Regions from separate parts of the Homo sapiens genome. Here region 2 is linked to region 1. Evidence: chromatin loops called from intact Hi-C (ENCODE). Cell type or tissue: Panc1. All regions are shown on one strand. Links, peaks and the distances in the headings refer to the core of each region. The heading gives the core; the rest is flanking DNA.

Region 1 (7,836 bases), core at 2,244-6,243:
CAAAAACAAGGTGGGGAAATGCCTAGTATACATTACAAAGCATCAACTGAAATGGCTGAAAGAAAATAGAATCTCATGCTGAAGGAACAGTCTCTCCAGAAGATTTATTTACACAAAACACCTTATTTAACTAGGTTTGATGATATATACATGAGATATTATGATAGTTACATGTTCAACACATACTCTGTGTGTTGGTTCAATTGTATTTTTATTCCAAAAAAGTCCTTTTTCCCACAATGATTTTAGTTTCTCTTATTGAAAAAGCAATATATACTCATTATAGAAAATAAAGTGAAGCAAATTACAAAAAACACTAAGAAACAACCTCAATTAATACTTGCTTAACCCATTTTATGAAGATACGTGTTTATGAGTGTATGTGTGTGTATACAGACAGATAAATATCAAGTGTTATTTTTATAAGTCCAATGATTACTTCTTTAGAAAAAAGAGCCCACACCATTTTCTCCTGCTTTTTTGTGGTTTAAATTAATGAAAACAAAAATAAATAAATAAATAAATAAATGAAGAAGAAATACAATGAATTCCATTTTGGGCAGTATAATATACAATCCTTATCTTAAAAATAAGTACAAATGCTGAATAAATTATTTTTTAAAATATTTCAAAATAAGTTGTTGAGCTGGCAAGAAAGTAAAGTTTCACAGGGGCCATAAAAAATGAGAATGAGACTCTCACACCAGTTGGAATGGCGATCATTAAAAAGTCAGGAAACAATAGATGCTGGAGAGGATGTGGAGAAATAGGAATGCTTTTACACTGTTGGTGGGAGTGTAAATTAGTTCAACCATTGTGGAAGACAGTGTGGCGATTCCTCAAGGATCTAGAACCAGAAATACCATTTGACCTAGCAATCCCATTACTGGGATTCTACTATAAAGACACATACGTATGTTTACTGCAGCACTATTTACAATAGCAAAGACTTGGAACCAACCCAAATACCCATCAATGATAGAATGGATAAAGAAAATGTGACACATATACACAATGGAATACTATGCAGCCATAAAAAAGGATGAGCTCACGTCCTTTGCAGGGACATGGATGAAGCTGGAAACCATCATTCTCAGCAAACTAACACAGGAGCAGAAAACCAAACACTGCATGTTCTCACTCATAAATGGGATTTGAACAATGAGAACACATGGACACAGGGAGGGGAAAATCACACACCAGGGCCTGTCAGCAGATGGGGGGCTAGAGAAGGGATAGCATTAGGAGAAATACCTAACATAGATGATGAGTTGAGGGGTGCAGCAAACCACCATGGCACGTGTATACCTAAGTAACAAACCTGTAAGTTCTGCACACGTATCCCAGAACTTAAAAGCATAATAAAGCAACAACAACAACAACAAAGGAAAATGAGACTACCTGGGAGAGAAGTGAGCGCCAAAGCCAGAATGTTCCTGAAGGTATTGCAAAACTCTGGTGACCTTGAACTTCAATTTTGATAGCCATGTAAGCCACTAGAAGCATGAGACAAAACCCAGGGCCTGATCAATTCCAGGAAACCTAATGAAAAATCCCCACATAAACTGGAGACCCCACTGAGGTCTACCTTCAAGGTAACAGTGAACAAAATGAGATTCACTGTGGAGAAAATCACAACAAGGAAGCATGCCTTTACAGATCCGGTCACTGGGTAAAGGGGGAAAAACATCTTTGAGTTCAAAAAGCGATCATTATTTAACAGGTTGAATTCTCAGCTACTTAGCTGAATACTTGAAATTGTGGTGTTTTTCCCCAGATTTAGTGCTAATGTTCTACTTACTCATTTTAAGTATTACAAATGATGACTGATGGAGTAAACTTCAAAATATAAAATTAAAAACTTGAGAATCTAGAAATTTCTAAAAGTTCTGATTCAACTTAGACTTGGAGTTAGCTGACTTAAAAGTCTAATCCACATTACTGGATTTATTGCCTACATGACTTTGGGTGTCAGTTTACTTATCCACACAATGAAAATGCTGTGAGGATTAAAATGAGATACAATGGACATAATGCAGTCAGCATGAAATCTGACACAATGTCAGTTTCCTTTTCATTTTAAAGAGCTGAAAATTCTTGAATTAAAATAGCAAAACTATTATAGGAGTTATTAAGAAATTATTTTAGACAGAGAGGGTAAGGTTGGTAAGGTTTTGTTTTCTTTTAATAATGCAGCTTAGTAAGGTTTTTTTTTTTCTTTTAATAATGCAGCTCCAAAAACATTTCTTTTCTAGCAGAAAAGCAGCTTAAAGGGCCAGGATAGCAAGCTTTGATGTGCAAATGCCAGCCATTAGAAACCGGGTCCATCCAATATGGTGATTCCCACCCTCTTCTTGTCACCATGTGTGTCAAGCATCATGGCCACCCCAGATATCTTCACGTGTGCAGAACATCATGGTGGCCTGTATTTGAATATTAAAAGGCTAGGGTGGGAAGGCTAGTTTTTTTCGTGGGCTACCTGAGTGACATACCTGGTCAAACCAATCCCCTGGGCCCTATGAAAATCAGACACCACCTCCTCCAGCCTCCTAATAGAACCGACTGTTTTCCCGCTCCACTTGGGGTTTTCTCTCTCTGCTTGGAGCCACCCTCCATCTCTGTACAGGGGAGCTTCTTTCTTCTTTCTTATTAAACTCTCCATTCCTTAAAACCACTCCACGTGTGTCCATGTTATTTATCTAAATTGGTGCGAGACAAAGGGCCCTGGTGTTCCTTCAGTTATCAGAGCCATATCATTTTGGTGTGTTGGCCAAGAATCCGAGGTACAACATTCATCGGATGGTGAGTATAGGAGCAAGCTTAAAATCTGTTCTATCATTCTGAGGGGCTCTTGGCCTCTATTTTAAAATCAAATCAAATCAATCAACAGGCATCCTTCAGCTGGTTAAAAATATGCTTATCACGACTGCCATTCTAAGGCCTCAGATGTTAGGCTTGCTGGTGGAGAACACGGAGAACCCCCCTCAATACCCACGGGTCATTGGGAGTGTCGGCCGTGTTTCGAATCAGTTTCCTTTCACGGGGAAACCTTACCATCGCGTGAGGCTGGGAAAGTTCTGGCCAGGACACACCCTGGCGTTATTCAAAGGCCTCTGGGTCGGACCCAGCCTCCAACAGCCCATTTCGGGTTTTGGCAGAGAATCCCCAGCTATCCTGTCACAAAACTCTCCTTCTTTTTCTATCCACAGTCTCTCTCTCTCTCTGATGTGCGGGAATTTAGTAACCAGGAGTTTAGCTCAGGAATGCTGTTGCAATCTTCTAGGAACAGAGGGTTCCTTTCCTCCCCCTCCTCCCCGCTCCCACCCAGAGTGAGCGTCTCTCTCTCTGCCCTTGGTCTGGAGAGTGCATGGCATTTCCAGGTCTCTCTACTACTACTCTGGCGAGCACATAGTATTTCTTTCTTTGGTTTTTTTTTTTTTTTTTTTTTTTTTTTTTTGAGGCAGAGTCTCGCTCTTTCGCCCAGGCTGGAGTGCAGTGACGTGATCTCGGCTCACTGCAAGCTCCGCCTCCCGGGTTCACGCCATTCTCCTGCCTCAGCCTCCCGAGTAGCTGGGACTACAGGCGCCCGCCACCGCGCCCAGCTAATTGTTTGTATTTTTAGTAGAGATGGGGGTTTCACCGTGTTAGCCAGGATGGTCTCAATCTCCTGACCTAGTGATCCACCTGCCTCGGCCTCCCAAAGTGCTGGGATTACAAGCCAGGATGGTCTCAATCTCCTGACCTAGTGATCCACCTGCCTCGGCCTCCCAAAGTGCTGGGATTACAGGCGTGAGCCACTGAGCCCGGCCTCGAGCAAATAGTATTTCTAAACCAACAGTGCCACCTAGTGGAAACAGAAATCTTCATGAGGCACATTTTTTTTTCTTTTATGGTAACACTGCAGCTTCCTTTTGCACCACTAGAAATCGGGCTCTAAGCCTCTTCTGTGAACAGGAAAATTCTGCTTTCAACAGATAGGAGTTAAATGTCTTCTGTGGCCAAATTTTAGTCTCAATATTGTCCCATCAGCAGGAAAATGGCCGTTTGGTTCCTACGTTCCTTTAAGGCACCTATTCTGTCTCTGATTAAGGTAGTACTGAGCTAGTAAGGGGATTTTAAGTCCAGAAGTTAACCGGAACCATTTTTCTAAGGGTAAATGCTTTAGCATGGGCCATAATAGCAGGATATAGAGTTCAATCTAGCATACCCCCTCCATTAAAGGGGCCTTGCCCAATTACGTAGTTTTTCTTGAGATCTGTTTTTTTTAGGGAGGTACACAGGTCGCAGAAGTCTAGGAGGTTGAAGGGAAATATAAGCAGAGGACTAGAGCTGCTTGGGGAAGTGCGACTAGGCCCAAAAGTCTAGTTCCTCTGGTGCCATGGCTTGGAGGGTCACACCTACAGTCATGGGCAGCACATTTAACAGGGAGGTGGGACCTAGGAACTAGCGAGGGAAAATAGTTGGGGGACGCCCCCACTGTTTTCTTCTCCACCCTGGGTCATATACAGAAAGGAAGGAGACTAAAAGGACACTTTTATTCTCACTTCTCTTTCTAAACGGGTAACAGATCATCTTTAGCATGTGGTCCCCTGGAGTGGATTTTAAAACACTGGGACTGCTTCAACCCTGAGACTTTGAAGAAAAAATGCCTCATAGTCTATTGCACAAGGGCATGGCCTTCTTATCATCTTGGAGATGGACAAACCTGGCCTGCTTGGTGGAGCCTTGATTTTAATGTCATCCAACAGTTAGATCTTTTCTATAGACAGAAGGGCAAATGGACTGAGGTCCCCTATGTATAGACTTTCTTTGCCCTGTGAAACCCAGACCTTTACAAGTCCTGGACAACTGACCCAGTTCTTTTACCAGCCATGGCAGGCAAGCCCATAGGCCTTTCCCAGAGCTAAAGTAGGTTCCAAAGGAGCAATCTGAGACAGCTATTGAATGTCCCAATGCTTCCAGTCCCCCTCCAATTGTACCATCAGCTCCTCTAGCTCCACCATTTCCAGTATATCCTACTCTCCCCATTTCACTCTTACTGCTGCAGGAAGTGCTTGATGGGAATGGTGCCATGAGGGTTCAAGTTCCCTTTCATTACAGAACCTTAAGCAAATAAAGGGAGACTTAGGCCGATTTTCTGACAACCCAGGTAGGTATATAGAAATTTTCCAAAATTTAACTCAGGTATTTGACCTCACATAGAGGGATGTTACGTTGCTGCTACGTCAGACCCTCACTGAAGCTGAAAAGCAGAAAGTTCTGCAGGCAGCAGAAAAATATGGAGATGAGCAACATGCCTCCTGTAGCAAACCGAGGAGACAAAGAGGAGATAGGGAAGGTGAGGAAGAAGTGGAAACTCCATTCCTACTAGGAAAGGAAGCAGTTCTGGTAGACAACCCTGACTGGAACACCAGTAACTCAGGAAATGAATGGAAAAGGAAGCACTTTTAAGGTGTGTATTAGAGGGCCCATGGAAAACCAGGGCCAAACCTCTCAATTACTCTAAACTGTCCATGATAGACCAAAGACCAAACGAGAATCCCACAGCCTTTATGGAAAGGCTGAGAGAGGCACTAATAAAACATACCTATTTATCCCGATTCAATCAAGGGACAGCTCATTCTCAAGGACAAGTTTATTACACAGGTAGCTCCCAATATTAAAAGGAAACTATAAAAGCAAGCTATAGGGCCAGATAGTACCCTAGAAAACCTCCTAAGAAAGCCACTTCGGTCTTTTACAATAGGGATCAGGAGGAAGCCCAATAAAAGGAAAGGAAAATACAGGAAAACAACAGAGGCTCTAGTAGCAGTGGTGCAAGCTTGCAAAGTCCAGAATCCCCAAGGTGCATCCACTAGCTGTTATCGATGTGGCAAATCAGGGCATTTTAAGAAAGAATGTCCAGGTAGCAAGACAAAGCCACCTCGACCCTGTCCAGCCTGTGGCGGAGACCACTGGAGACAGATCTGCCCCCAGAGACGGAGGTCACTGGGTTCAGAACCAGTCTCACAGATGGTCCAGCAAGACTGATGGGTCCCGGGGGCTCAAACCCCTAGCTCCAGCGACTCAGACTGCCATTACAGCACAGGAACCTTGGGTGATTCTGGAAATCAAAGGAAGGAAGGAAGGTAGATCTCCTTCTGGATACTGGAGCCAGTCTCTCTCTTCTCCTCTAATCCAGGCCTCCCCTCTTCCCATAGTATGACTATAAGGGGTGTCTCAGGAAAAATTCTAACCTGATATTTTTCTCAACCTCTTACCTGCAGATGGGGGGACCTACTATTTACACATGCTTTTAAAATCATGGCTGAAAGTCCTGCTCCTTTATTAGGAAGAGATAGTCTAGCTTGCATGGGGGCCAGCATCCATACAGCCCCAGGACAAACTCTTTGTCTCCCCCGATGGAAGCTAACATTAAACTACAAGTGTGGGCAACTCAAGGAAGGATAGGTCGAGCTATAACCACTAGGCCAGTCCAGATCTATCTTAAGGATCTCACTTCTTTTCCTAACCAGAGACAGTATCCCCTGAGCCCAGAGGCTAGGAAAGGGCTAGAAGCCGTTATTAATAACCTAAAGATGCAGGGCCTCCTCAAACCCTTTAATAGCCCCTGCAACACCCCAATATTAGGAGTGCAGAAGCCCAGTGGGGAATAGAGACTAGTTCAGGACCTTTGCCTCATTAATGAAGCTGTAGTTCCAATGCATCCAGTGGTACCTAATCCCTATACCCTGTTAACTCAAATACCTGAGGGAACTAAATGGTTTACAGTCCTAGATTTAAAGGATGCCTTTTTCTGCATACCATTACATCCTGATTCTCAACACCTGTTTGCCTTTGAGGATTTCCTTCCGTCCAGACTGCCCAGTTAACATGGACGGTGCTGCCTCAGGGATTTTGAGATAGTCCTCATCTGTTTGGACAGGCACTGTCACAAGACATTTCTGAGTTCTCTCATCCTCAAGTTAGGGTCTTGCATTAGTTGATGATATTCTGCTCTGTGCCCCAACTGAGGAAGCTTCTCAGGAAGGCACCGAAGCTCTTCTCAACTTCTCAGCTAACAGAGGATATAAGGTTTCAAAATCCAAGGCCCAGCTCTGCAAAACCTCAGTGAAGTATCTAGGATTAGTACTGTCCAAGGGGACCAGAGTATTAGGGGAAGAGAGGATTAAGCCTATTTCCTCCTTCCCTCACCCCCAAACCCTCAAGCAACTAAGAGGATTTTGGGGCATTACAGGATTTTGTAGACTATGGATACCTGGGTATGGTGAAATAGCCCGTCCATTATATAACCTCATAAAAGAAACTCAGGGAGCTAAAACTCATCTTTTAACCTGGGAACCTGAAGCTCAAAAGGCCTTCAACCAGCTAAAGCAAGCCTTGCTCAAGGTGCCAGCCCTCAGCCTTCCTGTAGGGAAGGCCTTCAATCTGTATGTGTCAGAAAAGAAGGGAATGTCCCTGGGAGTTTTAACACAGGCCCGAGGACCAGCTCAACAGTCAATGGGTTACCTAAGTAAGGAACATGATTTGGTGGCTAAAGGATGGCCAGCATGTCTCCAAGCCATTGCCTCAGTGGCTCTACTGGTCCCAGAAGCCTCCAAACTAATCCTGGGAAATGATTTAACTGTTTATAATCCTGGGAAATGATTTAACTGTTTACACCCCACATAACATGGCAGGACTACTGCACTCTACAGGGGAGCCTTTGGGCTAACAGCCGACTCCTTACATATCAGGCCCTGCTGTTAGAAGGTTCCAACATCCAATTAAAGACTTGTTCTCATCTAAATCCAGCCACCTTCTTCCCCAAGGAAACTGGGGAAACTGTGCATGATT
Region 2 (4,000 bases), core at 1-4,000, 400 kb before region 1:
TTGCTGATGATTCCAGGCAGGAGGTGGGTCCTCTGCCTGTCAGGTGCTACTACTCACTCAGCACCCTCAGCCAGCCGAGGCGCTACGCGTTCTTGTCGTCTCAAGTTTCTCAGGTCCCCTCAACAATCCTATCCAGTAGGTGTAATTGGGCTATTCCACAAAAAAGGAAATAGAGGCTCCCCTTAAAACTCAAAGGTCTTCCAGAGATCTCTTTTACCACCGAAGGGTGGGTGGAGGGGCAGTTGATTTATTTTATTTAAAAATTTTCAGAATTTTATATGCATTAAGATCAAAGCGTCAATATTGTGCCAGGGTGCTTGAGGCTGATGTCGTAGCCTCTACCTGGCAGATAGGAAGAGCCAGGGAGCCGGTGAGACCGATGACTCAGGTCTTGCTCACTGGCCACTGGCTGGAGCTGGCTTACCAGGCCCGTGGGGGCTCTTCAGGGCAGGCAGGGGTTCCTGGCAGAACAAGGGGCCATTCCTGAGTTCGGCCTGAGCTTTCATCTACTGATTTCTGGCTTTAGTAAACCTGAGGGGCCTTTTGGACTTTACTGGCGTCCTGTGAGAGATGTTTATGAGCCTTGACATTTTTCAGCTGCGGGCCCTGCCCTAGATGGCCATCGGTGTGCGGCCGTCGGAGGGCACAGTTGATTTCATGGAAAGGTTTCGCCAAGGCTCTGTTCCCGTTTCCCTCCCCTCCCCTCTCTGCTTCCACCCCCTTGTTATTTTCTTTGGCACTTGAAGAGGGCCATATTGTTTGCGGAAGCCAAGGGGGCCTCAAGGATTCGGAGAAACGCCCAGGCGGGGAGTCGGCCCCACACCGGGGAGGTGTTGCTGGCGCTGGCTCCCTGCTCCTCGGCGCTCTGCTTTGAAGCTCACCCACAGAGCGGCTTTGTGTGCGGCCTCGGCCCCTGGAGGGGAGCCAGAGCCCTGCGGAGGCTCCCTCTCCTCATCCGCAAGCTCCTTCCAAAGCCCCAGAACTGGGAGGAAAATGGCTGCTCTGGGTGCCATGGCAGGCCTCTTTTCCGGGGGTCCCATCCTCAGGACGGGAGGAGAGTGGCAGAGCGGAGGCTGCCCAGACGAGGGACGCCGCTGTCAGCCCCTCCTCACCAGCCCCTCTCCTGCTCTTCTCTTTCAGGAGGCTCCACGGCCCAGAGTCTTCCCACAGCGACTTCTCTTTGGATGGAACGTGGTCCCCATCTGCCTTCTCCTGAGGAATCTCTGCTCATCCTCACTCCCCCTCGCAGAGGTCTCTTCCTCCTCACTGAGTGCCCATCAGGCGTCCTCCTCATCCCTCCCCTCCAGACCTAGAGCTTTTGCTCGCCCTGAACCAGGAGTGCTTGGAGCCTGGCCTAGCCCACCACAGGCCTACCTCAGTGAGTGTGACTGACTGACCAGGTGACTGACAGTCACTCTCTCCACTTTACACGTGAGGAGATTGCCGTTCCGGGGACTGACGGGACCCCTGTAAGGTCACGCGGCCTGTCAGTAAAGGAGCTACTGAAGAGGGAAAAGTGGCATTTTCCCTCTTACCACGCCCCACTCTTCTTGGTTGAGGAGGACCAAGTTGGGCACACATCTCAAGACTGACTAAAGCAAGATTTGGATGAAGGTAGATATGTGTAATTGTAATTATAAATAATGGATAAGCAGAGCCTGACTAGAAAAAATAAAAAATACAATCTAGCTTTGAAGAATCAGAAAGAGGATGGAGAGACTGAAGATGATAGTGTTTAGAACCTTAATGAAGACATGAAGAAGACCCTTTTGCTACTTGGAAGACATGAACTCAGGGCAATCAAATAAGGGGTTATATACCCGCAGAATATATTATTTTTAATGGGTTGTGTTGTCTGGAAATGTAAAGTGTTTTTCTCAACGCTTCTATCATTTATAAAATAATCTCAACATTTTGGGAAAGTTGAGCCATGAGGCCCTTCTGCCTATGTCGACCAGTAGACCATCATGGGCCTGGTAGGCTTGATCTGAATGCCCATAGGTCACTATTATTAAGCAGCAGGCTCTGCCAGCTCCTTTGAAGTCTGAAGTGGGTCAGGACACTTGTTTCAGGGCCAGCTGCATTGGAAGGAAGAATTGAACTAGAGGGAGTTTTCAGAAATTCTAGGGGAATTTTCACAAGTGATGCTATAATCTGAGATGCATTTAAATTCAGAAGGAGGACTTTAGCTTTCAGAGCTGGGTGGGTGCACCAGATGCCCGCAGGGTCAGCAGATAATGTCTATGCCTGAAGTGGCCCCATGTGGAGACAGTGGGGATTGGAAAGTTCATGCCAAAGTGCACAATGGCTACCCGACCCCTTGCCTTGTGGAAAGGTGGGCCTTGTGTTGCCAGGACCAGATTGCTAACTGAAATCTCCTGATTTCTATTTTCAAGTGTGGCAACTGGCTTGGTTTTTACAAAACACCACGGGAAGCCCAGTCAAAATGTCTTCATGGGCTGGATCACTCCTGGCCATCACTTTGTGATGAACAATCTGACAGGCTTTTGGCCACTTGTCTCCTTCAAGATTATTGTTTGGAGTGGGCATGCTAAGACTTTGAAGGATTCTTTTATGGTTGAATAATATTTTCTTCAAGTTAAAACTTATCTGGAAAAAAGCAACCCTGTTTTACTGGGAGTGGAGGTGAAGGTATTAGCTCCAGGAAGCTCCTTGAAAATCACTGTTCTCAAACTTGAAACCAGGATTCCTATATTTTGAATTCCCCTTCAAAGTTGAAAGGGCACATGGTCTCTCACACTTAGTGGTCCTGCCTCCTTGGACTCGTCTGCAAAATAAAAATAATAGGACCTACTTATCTGGGCTATTAAAAGGATTATGTAAATTAATACATGGAAAGTACTTAGAACAGGGCCAGGCATATGGCAAGTGCTCATTAAATATCATCCACTTATACTTGTCAATATTAGGGTTACCTCCTGGGCTTCCCGTGTCACCACTTTAATTACATTCCTTCAAACACTTCTAATTTTTTTTTTTAATGTGTAAGCCAGCTGCTTTGTCCCTTTCTAGACCTTCGGTTTATTTTCTTCATAAAAAAATAGGAGTTATATTAGAAACCAAGCTTAGAAACCAAACCTAGCTAATTTGTCTTTGCATTGCCAGCCTGAGTTAGGTCCCTTAATGCTGCCATCTTTGGTTTAAAAGCTGGGGACACAGGCGAGTCTGTGTGACTTTGTAAAATTCTTAATCATCAGGACACACACAAGACTCAAGCTTCTGAAACTGAGCAGAGGAGAGGGTGATGGTGGTGGTGCTGTATCCCCAGGGTGCACAGAGCAGGTAATTGAAAGTCACATAATATTCATTATGCATCTTCAAGAGAAAGATCAGAGGGTGAGTCCATTAATCCCCCACTTCCTTCTTTGTTATAGATAACTGATGTCTTCTCAATCTTATGCAGTGTTCTTAAAAAATCATTTCCAGGTCGGGTGCAGTGGCTCACACCTGTAATCCCAGAACTTTGGGAGGCTGAGGCAGGTGTATCACCTGAGGTCAGGAGTTCAAGACCAGCCTGGCCAACAAGGTGAAACCCTGTCTCTACTAATAATACAAAAATTAGCGGGCGTGGTGGTGCACGCCTGTAATCCCAGCTACTTGAGAGGCTGAGGCAGGAGAATTGCTTGAACCCGGGAGGTGGAGGTTGCAGTGAGCCGAGGTGGCGCCATTGCACTCCAGCCTGGGTGATAGGACGGAAACTCCATTTCCAAAAAAAAAAAATCATTTCCAGACATGTCCTTTGGCCATCTCTTCCAAATGGATTGTTGTCCCTAAGCCCTTCCTATATAAAGATCCTGGAACCCACACTGTTCATTTTCTTGGAGCCTCACTCAAAGCAAAAATTTTGAGGGAAAATTTTGATTTTTGGTTTTTTTGAGACAGGGTCTCACTCTGTCATCCGGGCTGGAGTGCAGTTGCTCGAACATGGCTCACCGCAGGCTCACCCTCCTGGGCTCAAGCAATCCTCCTGCCTCAGCCT

The links. Hi-C counts contacts between places; a loop is a spot of excess contacts. Peaks named below come from ENCODE experiments on the same cell type or tissue, not always from the same donor. Only the 100,000 strongest peaks of a DNase experiment are listed, where the experiment ranks them.
Region 2: it touches region 1 in a loop (6-fold over the local background); 5 of 110 quality-filtered maps call a loop at or near these places.

What each region holds. Positions count from the first base shown.
Region 1 is chr11:34,895,360-34,903,195 of GRCh38, forward strand. The region is part of intron 1 of APIP (APAF1 interacting protein); the gene reads right to left. Among named protein-coding and RNA genes, the nearest start is that of APIP, 17 kb to the right of the region's middle. In Panc1, for the core only: CTCF peaks have their summits at 3,853 (motif pointing left) and 4,053; no DNase peak of the experiment used is centred there; H3K27ac peaks cover 2,403 bases.
Region 2 is chr11:34,495,364-34,499,363 of GRCh38, forward strand. The region is part of intron 2 of ELF5 (E74 like ETS transcription factor 5); the gene reads right to left. Among named protein-coding and RNA genes, the nearest start is that of ELF5, 16 kb to the right of the region's middle. RefSeq lists an enhancer at 785-1,284. In Panc1, for the core only: no CTCF peak of the experiment used is centred there; no DNase peak of the experiment used is centred there.